Linked DNA regions of Homo sapiens: region 2 is linked to region 1. A link is a contact called in ENCODE Hi-C or POLR2A ChIA-PET data. All regions are on one chromosome and are shown on one strand. Each heading gives the region's core, a stretch centred on a gene start or an enhancer-like site at or near the end of the contact. The rest is flanking DNA. Distances are from core to core; before and after follow the strand shown. Region 1 has its middle 86 kb from the start of DCLK3. Region 2 has its middle 14 kb from the start of TRANK1.

Region 1 (5,772 bases), core at 917-3,416:
GGAATGAACAAGGACAGCTTGGAGGTTAGAAGCAAGTTGGAGTTGGTTAGGTCAGATCTCTTTCACTGTCTCAATTACAATTTTGTAATGGCAGTTTTATGACCAAATTTACAATATACAGACCAAAATGCCTTCATGAGAACTCCAGAAAGCAGTCCTCTAAGCTTTAAGACTGTTGTTTATTGACACCCAAAGGTCATCATAAAATGTATCTTGCTACAGCTGTTGCCACTTCACTAAAGCCTGCTGAGGTCTTGCCCAGGAACTTTCTTCTTAGCCCTGCAAGAGTATCAGGTCTGCTTCTATAAACTCATGCCATCAGCTGGCCTCTCCTGTGTCACCCAAGCTACACACTCCTTCCTGCTTTTACTTACTTGAAAAGCTGGCCTCCCATCAAAACTCACGGTCTTCTTATGTGTTACTACTCTATAAATCCAGAACCGACTTACCCTTTTCCAAGGGAGTCAAGCTTAAAAGTGTCCCAAGCCCACCAAGCAATCTCAGACTATTACATTACATTCACCAAAGACATAAGCTCTCATTAAGCATGTCATGGAATGCTGAACACACCAAGGGCAGGTTCAACCATGTATCCTGTCTGCTGTTTTGAAATGTTTTGTGTGTTCCTTAGATATTATTGAATGCTGTAGGAAGAAAAAGAAAAGGGTTTCCACAATCAAATAGGGTTGTGAAACTACTTGCTCTCTCGGAGAGTCACAGTGCTCATTAGCATATTAAAGGTTCTGGGTCTTCTTTCAAAATGGAAATCGATTTAACCATGTTTAAACCAGCATTTCCCAAATTTACTTGGTCATTTAACCTTCTTTGGTTAAAATAGCTCAAAAAACTAGTTCAGGGACAACTGGCTTAAAAGAAATTAAAGTATAGTATTATTTTAAAATACTCATCTGACAAAGGGCTAATATCCAGAATCTACAATGAACTCAAAGGAATTTACAAGAAAAAAACAAACCCCCATCAAAAAGTGGGCGAAGGACATGAACAGACACTTCTCAAAAGAAGACATTTATGCAGCCAAAAAACACATGAAAAAATGCTCACCATCACTGGCCATCAGAGAAATGCAAATCAAAACCACAATGAGATACCATCTCACACCAGTGAGAATGGCGATCATTAAAAAGTCAGGAAACAACAGGTGCTGGAGAGGATGTGCATAAATAGGAACATTTTTACACTGTTGGCGGGACTGTAAACTAGTTCAACCATTGTGGAAGTCAGTGTGGCGATTCCTCAGGGATCTAGAACTAGAAATACCATTTGACCCAGCCATCCCATTACTGGGTATATACCCAAAGGATTATAAATCATGCTGCTATAAAGACACATGCACACGTATGTTTATTGCGGCACTATTCACAATAGCAAAGACTTGGAACCATCCCAAATGTCCAACAATGACAGACTGGATTAAGAAAATGTGGCACATATACACCATGGAATACTATGCAGCCATAAAAAATGATGAGTTCATGTCCTTTGTAGGGACATGGATGAAATTGGAAATCATCATTCTCAGTAAACTATCGCAAGAACAAAAAACCAAACACTGCATATTCTCACTCATAGGTGGGAACTGAACAATGAGAACACATGGACACAGGAAGGGGAACATCACACTCTGGGGACTGTTGTGGGGTGGGGGAAGGGGGGAGGGATAGCATTAGGAGATATACCTAATGCTAAATGACGAGTTAATGGGTGCAGCACCCCAGCATGGCACATGTATACATATGTAACTAACCTGCACATTGTGCACATGTACCCTAAAACTTAAAGTATAATAATAATAAAATAAAATAAAATAAAGTCTCAAATTAAATAAAATCTTGGCATAAAAGTAGTTGTTTCAGAGACAAATGGCAGAATAGAAAGTCCCAGCCCTTATTCCCCAGGGAAAATACAATTTAACAATATGCAGACAAAAATGCTTTTATGAGAACTCCGGAAACCAATGAAGACATGCAGCAGCCCCAAGGGAGTGAAAGGCTTTGGATAATAAGAGCCTGTTTCACTTTATTCCTAATTTCCCCTCCCCGAAACCAACAAAGCTCAGCTTGTCTCACAGCTTCTGGGGAGTGGGTAAGAAGAGTAGAACGTGTATCCAATGTTCTAATATTTTCAGAGAGCTTCCTGAAGGACAGGTTTCAGTCTTGACTAACTTGGGGCACTAACAGAACTGACATAGTTTGCATGCCTGGGAGCCACTGAAGCAAGGAAAAGATGAGGCAGCTTGCTGCAGCACCAAAGAGCCTACATGACCACATAGAGAAGCTGAGTCATCTCAAAACAATCAGAAGAAGGCACCAAACTCATGGCTTCTCCCTAGGGATGTAGTGAGAAGAATGAGCATATGTTTGGCATTCCAACTTTGCAGAGAGCTACCTAAAAGATTAGTGTCTATCTCACCTGATTCTATGTGCATACAGGGAGCTGTCATACTTTGGATGCTTGGGGACCTGAGAACAAAGGAGAAGAGAGTGGCTCATTGCTGCACCACAGAACCTGCAGTACTGGAGACAGACACTAGAAAAAGTAAGAGATTACAAGCTCCTGAAAAACAAACTAGCAAACCTCTCTAATTGGGAAACTATGTGTACAAGCCCAGAAAAGTTGCATCCCCCCAAAAAAGTTTTCAGAGGTCCCCAGAATCTATAGCCAGGATGATTAGTGAGTTCTTCCCTCAATGAAGCCAGTCCATAAAGACTGGGAAGTGTCACTGTTTTTTCAAATGCATAAAAGTCAGCTCCCATGTCCCCCCCCCACCCCAAAAATCACAAGGCATACAAAGAAACAGGGAAACATAGCCAAATCAAGAAAAAAGATAAATTTTCAGGAACCAACCCAAAGGAAATAGAGATCTATTGATTACTTGACAAATAATACAAAATAACTGTCTTAAAGAGGCTCAATTATTTATAAGACAGCACAGATAAATACCTAAACAAAATCAGAAAAACAATTCATAAACAAAATGAAAATATCAACAAAGAAGTAGAAACTATACAAAACAACCAAGCAAAAATTATAGAGCTGAAAAGTACAATAACTGAATTGAAAAATATACTAGAGACATACAACAACAGACTTGATCAAGTAGGAAGAATTAGCAAATGTGAGAATAGATCATAAAAAATTATTGAGTCACAGAAGAAGAAAGAATAAAGAAAAATGAATAACTCCTAAGAAACTTATGGGACATCATCAAGCAGAACACCATCTGCATTATGGGAATTCAAGGAGAAGAGAAAGAGAGAAAAGAACAGAGTTTATTCAAAGAAATAACTGCTGAAAATCTCCAAAATCTAAGGTAGGAAATGGACATCCAAATGCAAGAAACATAAAGAAATAGGATCGTGACTAACATAAACCCAAAGAGGTCCCCACCAGGATGCATTATAATCACATTGTCAAAAGTCAAAGATAAAGAGAGATTCTTGAAAGCAGCAAGCGAAAAGTGACTCATGATGTTCAATGAAAATTCTATTAAGATTAGCAATGGATTTCTCAGCAGACACCTCACAGGAAAGCAGGGAGTGAGATAATATATTCAAAGAGCTGAAAGAAAAAAAATGCAGGCAATATACTATATCCAGCAAAACTGTCAAGTGGAAATGAAGAATAAAGATTTTTTCCAGATAAATAAAATGTGAGGAGGTTTATTATCCTAGATCTGCCTTAGAAGAAATGCTACAGGAAGTCCTACTAGTTTAAATATAAGATTTCTACAGTAGTCCCCCCTTTTCTGTGGGGAATACATTTCAAGACTCCCAGGGGACATGTGAAACCATAGATAGTAACAAATCTGATTGCTGTTGATCGAACACATTTCTGTTCATGTCCTCTACCTACAAATTTAATGCCTTATGCATCTCAATTAAGTACTTCTCATGAACTGTGGCTACGATTTTGGCAATTTAAGGTGCTACAGTAAAACTAGCACAGATTTGATTTTCCTTCTTCACAATTTCATGAATAGAAGTTTTGTTCTTACTATAGATCTTAGCAATCTCAGTGTACAATATTTTTCTTATTAAGTTGAGAACTTTCACCTTTTCACTTAAAGAAAGCATTTTACAGCTTTTTTGGCAAATCTGAATTGCCAGCATAACTACTCTTGTTCTTCAGGTGATTATTAAGTAAAATAAGAATTACTTGAACATAAGCACTGCAATACAACAGTCATTATCACAACTGAGACAGCTTCTAAATGACTAAGCAGTAGGGAGCATATACAGTGTAGATATGCTGAAAAAAGGAATGATTCATACCCCAAGCAGGACTGAACAAGATGACACAATATTTCATCATGCTACTCAAAACAGAGTGAAATTTAAAACTTATGAATTGTTCGTTTCTAAAATATTCCATTTAATATTTTGGGGCTGTGGTTGACTGCAGGTAACTAAAACTGTAGAGAGTGAAACTGTGGGTAATGGGGGACTACTGTAGAGAGCAACATGAAGGTATATTAAAATATAAAGCTTCTTGGTAAAGATAAATATATTTTAAAAATACAGAATGCTGTAATACTTTATTAGTGGTTGTATTAGTTCATTCTTGCACTGCTCTAAAGAAATACCTAAGACTGGCTAATTTATAAAGAAAACATGTTTAGTTGGCTCACAGTTCCACAGGCTCTACAGGAAGCATGGTTAGGGAGACTGCAGGAAACTCCACCATGGCAGAAGGCTAAGGGGAAGCAGGCAAATCTTACATGATGAGAACAAGAGGAAGAGAGAGATGGGGGAGGTGCCACACACTTTTAAATAACCAAATCTTATGAGCACTCACTCACTACTATGAGAGCAACACTGAGGGGAAACCAACACCCAGATCCAATCACCTCCCACAATGCCCCACCTCCCACATTGGGGATTACAATTTGACATGAGATTTGGGTGGGAACACAGACCAAACCTATATCTTTCTGCCCCTGACTCCTCCAAAATCTCAGGTCCTACTCACATTTGAAAATATAATCATGTCTTCCCAACAGTTCCCCAATGAGTTAATTCATTCCAGCATTAACTCAAAAGTCCAAAGTCTCATCTGAGACAAAACTAGTCCCTTCCTGTAAAATCAAAAACAAGTTAGTTATTTCCAAGATAGAATTAGGGTATAGATAGTTGGTAAATACTCCCTTTCCAAAAGGAAGAAATTGGAAAAAAGTCAGTCATTACAGGCCCCATGCAAGTCCAATTCAAAGCAGGGCAGTCATTAAATCTTAAAGCTCCAAAATAATCTCCTTTGACTCCATGTCTCACATCTAGGGCACACTGATGCAAGGGGTGGGCTCCCAAGGCCTTGGACAGCCCCTGTGGCTCTGCAGGGTACACCCCCCCATGGCTGCTTTCATGGGCTTCTGTTGAGTGCCTGCAGCTTTTCCAGGCACAGGGTGTAAGCTGTCAATGAATCTACCATTCTGGGGCCTGGAGGATAGCGGCCCTCTTCTCACAGATTCACCAGGCAGTATGCCCCCATGGGGACTCTGTGTGGGAACTCCCACCCCACATTTCCCCTCTGCACTTCTGTAGCAGAGATTCAAAATGAGGGCTCCACTCCTACAGGAGGCTTCTACCTGAACATCCAGGCTTTTCCATGCATCTTCTGAAATACAGGCAGAGGCTCCCAAGCCTCAACTCTTGGACTCTGAACAACTGCAGGCTTAAAACCACATGAAAGCCACCAAGGCTTATGTCATTCACCTTCTGAAGCAGCAGCCCAAGTACTTGGGCCCCCTTGAGCCAC
Region 2 (5,337 bases), core at 1,233-3,732, 280 kb after region 1:
CTGCAAGCCAACCGTTGCCAGCTGTCGCCAGAAGCCAGGAGAGAGGTGTGGAATAGATTCTCCCTCAGAGCCCTCAGAAAGAATGAATCCTGACAACACCTTAATTTTGGACGTCTAGCCTCCAGAACTGTGAGAGAATAAGTATCTGTTGTTTGAAGCCACCCATTTGTGGTACTCTGTTACAGTAGGCCTAGCACACTAATGCAGACCCCATTACCCATAGTAACCCAAGTGCATCCCTGTTCCTGACAATATTTCAGCCCTTGCCCTCGAATTTATAAGGCTCTAGGACTCTGGCTCTCTTCTGACTATGCCCCTCCATAGGGGATGAGGAGTCTACCAGCCCAAGGGGATGTGCCCATCTAGAGTCCACACCTAGCTTCTAGAACACATTTGGGGTACCTAGACCCCAAAATTTCCTGCCAAAACAGCTCTGAGACTTGTTTAAGAGTCTGGTCAGGCCTGGTTCTTGTGTCTATCTTTCTGAGAGTGGGCCACGTAGCAGTGCACATACCCCCAGGTTCAACGATTGACCAAGGGCCAGCTATTTGCCAGCAACTAGGGAAGCTGTGGACAGAACTTGGATTTATGGCCTCGGGTGTCCACACACATGTGTACTTTATTCTATGGGACAGAGGTGAGGATATGAAGAGAAAGGGAGCAGGCTATGGGCTCTGGATCTCCATTTGAACTCTTGCCCCAGCTCCCAGGACAGTCAGGGGTGGACCTATCACTCTTACCCCCACAGGTCAGGATTAATGTCCAAGGAATAGGTCCTGGGCATCTTCATGCATCACTCTGTTCCTCCTGTAGGCCCCAGCCACAGGGACTACTGCCTGTTTCTCTTTTTGTGCTCTGACCCATCCCCCTCTGGGTGGCGCTCTACACAACCAACCTCAGCAGCTGGGTCAACTCCTGCTCCCCCTTCCTTCTTCCCCTTCATTATCACCTCCACAAAGGGGATCTGCACCAGATTTCTTAAGAATCCTGACTTATGGGGGGAGGGAGGAGGGAAAGCATTAGGAGATATACTTAATGTAAATGACAAGTTAATGGGTGCAGCACACCAACATGGCACTTGTATACATATGTAACAAACCTGCACATTGTGCACATGCACCCTACAACTTAAAGTATAATAAGAAAAAAAAAAGAATCCTGGCTTACTCCTGTAACTGGGGCCCCCAGATGTCTCAAAACAGAGGTCACATTCAGCTGTCTACAGAGGTCAGGCAAATATCACAACTAAATGTGTCTGGCCAGGTAGGTATAAGTGCCCGGGAGAGGTAAGGTCTACAGCAAACTGGGACAGCCAGACTCCTTCTAAAGTGGCTCCAGCTAATTGTTGCCATGGAGATGGTGGGCTTGATGTCAAAAAACTTTTGATTTTCTGATAGAAACTGGAAAACTTGATTTAATTATGTGAAAGTTCCTGTTCAACTAATTCAAAATTTCGACACAGTGTCTACCAAATAAAACTCAGCCACAGACAAGCCAGAGAGTTTGGCAAGTTTATTACCACAAATAAAACCAACTACCTCTATCAGATCTAGTTGGCAAGCTGAGGAAGCCTGAAGCTATCCTACACCTGGTTTGCCCTGAACTTACTGAACTCCAGTTTGAAGAACTAGTGGTATTTTCATGAATTGTTATTTTTGTGGCCTGATATGACATTCCCACCTCCTTCTATCTGGCAAACTCCAAAACTTGTGATGAGACCTTCATGACTCATCTTTATCATCACCTCCCATGTGTAAACCTGGACTTTCCCAGATAGACAGCCCAGCCTCCCCATTTTCACCACTCCCTGCTCAATACTCCTTATTCATGCCTCTATTACAGCCCTTATCACATCATTTTATAACTGTCTGTCATCTGTCACTAGAGGGTGAGCACCTCAAAGTCTAGGATTTTATCTTGTTCATTCTGTGTTCCCAGCTCCCTGGCACTTTACTGACACAATGCTTGTGGAATGAATGAATAAACAGCACAGATCAGTAATTAAACCAATGTCAGGAAGCTACTAGATATAATTACAAATTAGTATTCATGACAATAAGTTTATCATCATAAGAGCTTAGGAGTGGAGGAAAACAATTTTCAGCAGGATGGCTAAGGAATTTGCATTTGAACTGGGAAACTAATTCTCATAGGTAAGGGGAGGAAAAAGGAAGAACAGTCTGGAAATGAAACTAAAGTCCCAAAGGTCAGAAAGCCTGCGGTGGTCTCTGACAGCGAGAACGGTAGGGGTGGCAAGTAAGACAACAAATGAAATAAAATAATTATAATAAAGTATTCTTAAAGGGGAACTGTGAGGAGACAGTTGTGTAGGGACAACTGAGGTGGTGGGATAAGAATAAGAAAGTGCTTCGAGGACTCTGCTGACAGCCATCTTGAACCACTGCCACACTTGTAAAGGTGTTTGTTTCCTATGGTGATATCACTGTTGCTTCTTTTCCCTAGCTTCAGTCCTGCAGAGACTTTACACTAGGAGCTGCTCCTTCCATTTAGGTATGCCGCCACCGTGCGGTGGGAGTGTGCAGCTACATGACTTACTGGCAGGCTCACATTTTACCTTAACATAAGTGGATGGAAATTGTTCTCAAGCTCAGCACGTTTACAGATCCAACTTTAATGACATCTAAATATCATACAGAGATTTATCTTTACATTAGCTGGGGTCAAGCAAAGAAGACCATACGCAACTCAGTTCACAATCAACCAGGCCCTCCCTCCTTCATGTGTATTCCTTCTGTGTTTTCCTCCTCTTTAGGAACAGAGGTTTATTCAACTTTGCTTCCTCCATAGGGCCTTACATACTGCAGGTGCTTTAAAAAAATCTCTGCTTAGTGGACTTATATAAAGATGATATAGCACGTTTGTTTTTTAAAGTTCCAAAAACATTTTATCACTTTTTCAGAAAAGTGAGAGTAGAAATTTTTCACCCATAATTCCACCGCCCTAAAACAGTGACTATTAATGATTAGCAAACAATTCAAAATAACTATCCTGGCCAGGTGCGATGGCTCACGCCTGTAATCCCAACACTTTGGGAGACCAAGGCGGGCGGATCACTTGAGGTCAGGAGTTCGAGACCAGCCTGGCCAACATGGCCAAACCTCGTCTCTACTAAAAATATAAAAATAGCCAGCAGTGGTGGTGCATGCCTATAATCCCAGCTACTCAGAAGGCAGAAGAATCACTTGAACCCAGGCAGCGGAGGTTGCAGTGAGCCAAGATTGCACTACTGCACTCCAGCCTGGGCGACAGAGCAAAACTCTGTTTTTTTGTTTTTTTGTTTTTTTTTTTTGAAAAAACAAAACAAAAGATCTGGCTTTGTTTTTACTCTCCATGGACCATTAGCCATAAGGAATTGTTGGACACTATCTGATATGGAAAGAGATGTATTTCAGGTTAAGTGAAGGAAATTTAAAGCAGGTTAAAATGCTTTTGGTTTTAAGTAAAAGAGAACTTGACTCAAATTAGCTTAAATGGAGATGTACTGGCTCATGTAATGAAAAGTGTGGGATTCAGACACAGTGTTTCCAGAGCTTCACTCAGGAAGATTCGGCCTTCATGGTGGCAATATGCCAGCTAGAAAAGAGGTATGTGCCGAGTAAAGCCCTTCTCTTTATGGCATTTGGCTCCCTCCCCATCTCCTTGCCAATTAAACCCATTCAACTAGCTTAATGTGTGCAGAGCCAGCTCATTCAGCCTCCCTGTCTCTTCATTGTTAGATATGATTAGTCAACCAAGGGACTCCACATATTTGAGGAAAAACTATTCATGAAAGACAAAGATAAATAAACATAAAAAATATGTCCCCAGAAGTAATAGAGATGGTCTTGGAAACAGAAAAAAATTACAAAAATTAGCCAGGCTTGGTGGCGGGCACCTGCAATCCCAGCTACTCTGGAGGCTGAGGCAGGAGAATCGCTTGAAACCGGAAGGAGGAGGTTGCACTAGTCGAGCTCATGCCACTGCACTCCAGCCTGGGCGAAAGAGTGAAACTCCGTCTCAAAAAAAAAAAAAAAAAGAAAAAAAAAACCCATACTTTCAAACACAGAACCACTGGTCCACAGAACCACTGGTCACGGTGGCTTACATCTATAATCCAAGCACTTTGGGAGGCCTAAGCAGGTGAAACACTTGAGGTCAGGAGTTCAACACTAGCCTGGGCAACATGACGAAACCCTGTCTCTACAAAAAATACAAAAATTCACTGGCATGGTGGCGTGTGCCTGTAGTTCCAGCTACTCAGAAGCCTGAGGTGAGAGGAGAGCTTGAGCCCAGGAAGTCGAGGCTGCAGTGGGCTAAGATTGTGCCACTGCACTCCAGCCTGGGCAACAGAGCAAGACCCTGTCTCAAAACAAAAACGAACAAACAAAAACAACAACAACAAAATGCAGTACCATTTACAACCACTCCAAGGAAAATAAGGTACTTGGATATTCATTTGATATGGTTTGAATGTTTGTGTCCCTCCAAAATTCATATTGAAAATCTCCAATGCAATAGTAGTAAGAGGCAGGGCCTTTACGAGGTGATTGGGTCATGACTAATCCCATCCATGAGGGATTAGCCTTATAGAAGGGTTTGAGGGAGTCTGTTAGTCCTCTTTGCCCTTCTACATTTCCACCATGTGAGGATGTAGCAAAGAGGTGCCATTGATGAAGCAGAGAGCAAGCCATCACCAGACACCAAACCTGCTGGTGCCTTGATCTTGGACTTCCCAACCTCCAGAACTGTGAGAAATCAATTTCTATTTATTTTTATGTATGTATGTATTGAGACGTAGTCTTGCTCTGTCATCCAGGCTGGAGTTCAGCGGTACAATCTCGGCTGACAGCAACCTCTGCCTCCCAGGCTTAGGTGATTCTCCTGCCTCAGCCTCCCGAGTAGCTGGAATTACAGGCATGCACCACCATACCCAGCTAATTTTGTATTTTTAGTAGGGACAGGGTTTTGTCATGTTGGCCAGGCTGGTCTCAAACTCCTGACCTCAGGTGATCCACCCGCCTCAGCCTCCCAAAGTGTTGGGATTACAGGCATGAGCCACCGTGCCCAGCCTTAAATTTCTATTATTTACAAATTACCCAGTCTACGGTATTTTGTTACAGCAGCCTTAATAGACCAAGATAAAATTTTATTATATTTCTTATTTTTATTTTTTGGAGACAGAGTCTTGTTCTATCCCCCAGGCTGTAGTGCGGTGGCACGATCTCGGCTCGCTGCAACCTCTGCCTCCCGGGTTCAAGCGATTCTCATGCCTCAGCCTCCTGGGTAGCTGGGACTACAAGCATACACCACCACACCCAGCTAATTTTTATACATATA

What was found. A loop is a pair of places that touch in the nucleus more often than their neighbours do. ChIA-PET counts read pairs that join two places held with the same protein, here RNA polymerase II (POLR2A). Pooled maps may share reads with other maps.
Region 2: a pooled map shows a loop between it and region 1 (2.1-fold over the local background). The contact joins two enhancer-like sites. A Hi-C loop is called at or near these places in 1 of 50 pooled maps. POLR2A ChIA-PET finds 5 or more read pairs at or near these places in 2 of 52 experiments (BJ and GM12878).

Annotation. Positions count from the first base shown.
Region 1 is chr3:36,675,310-36,681,081 of GRCh38, forward strand. No RefSeq gene overlaps it. Among named protein-coding and RNA genes, the nearest start is that of DCLK3, 86 kb to the right of the region's middle. Within about 2 kb of position 2,167, at least 4 of the 41 ENCODE cell types and tissues checked have a DNase peak (open chromatin) inside an H3K27ac peak, as active enhancers do.
Region 2 is chr3:36,956,374-36,961,710 of GRCh38, forward strand. No RefSeq gene overlaps it. Among named protein-coding and RNA genes, the nearest start is that of TRANK1, 14 kb to the left of the region's middle. Within about 2 kb of position 2,483, at least 7 of the 41 ENCODE cell types and tissues checked have a DNase peak (open chromatin) inside an H3K27ac peak, as active enhancers do.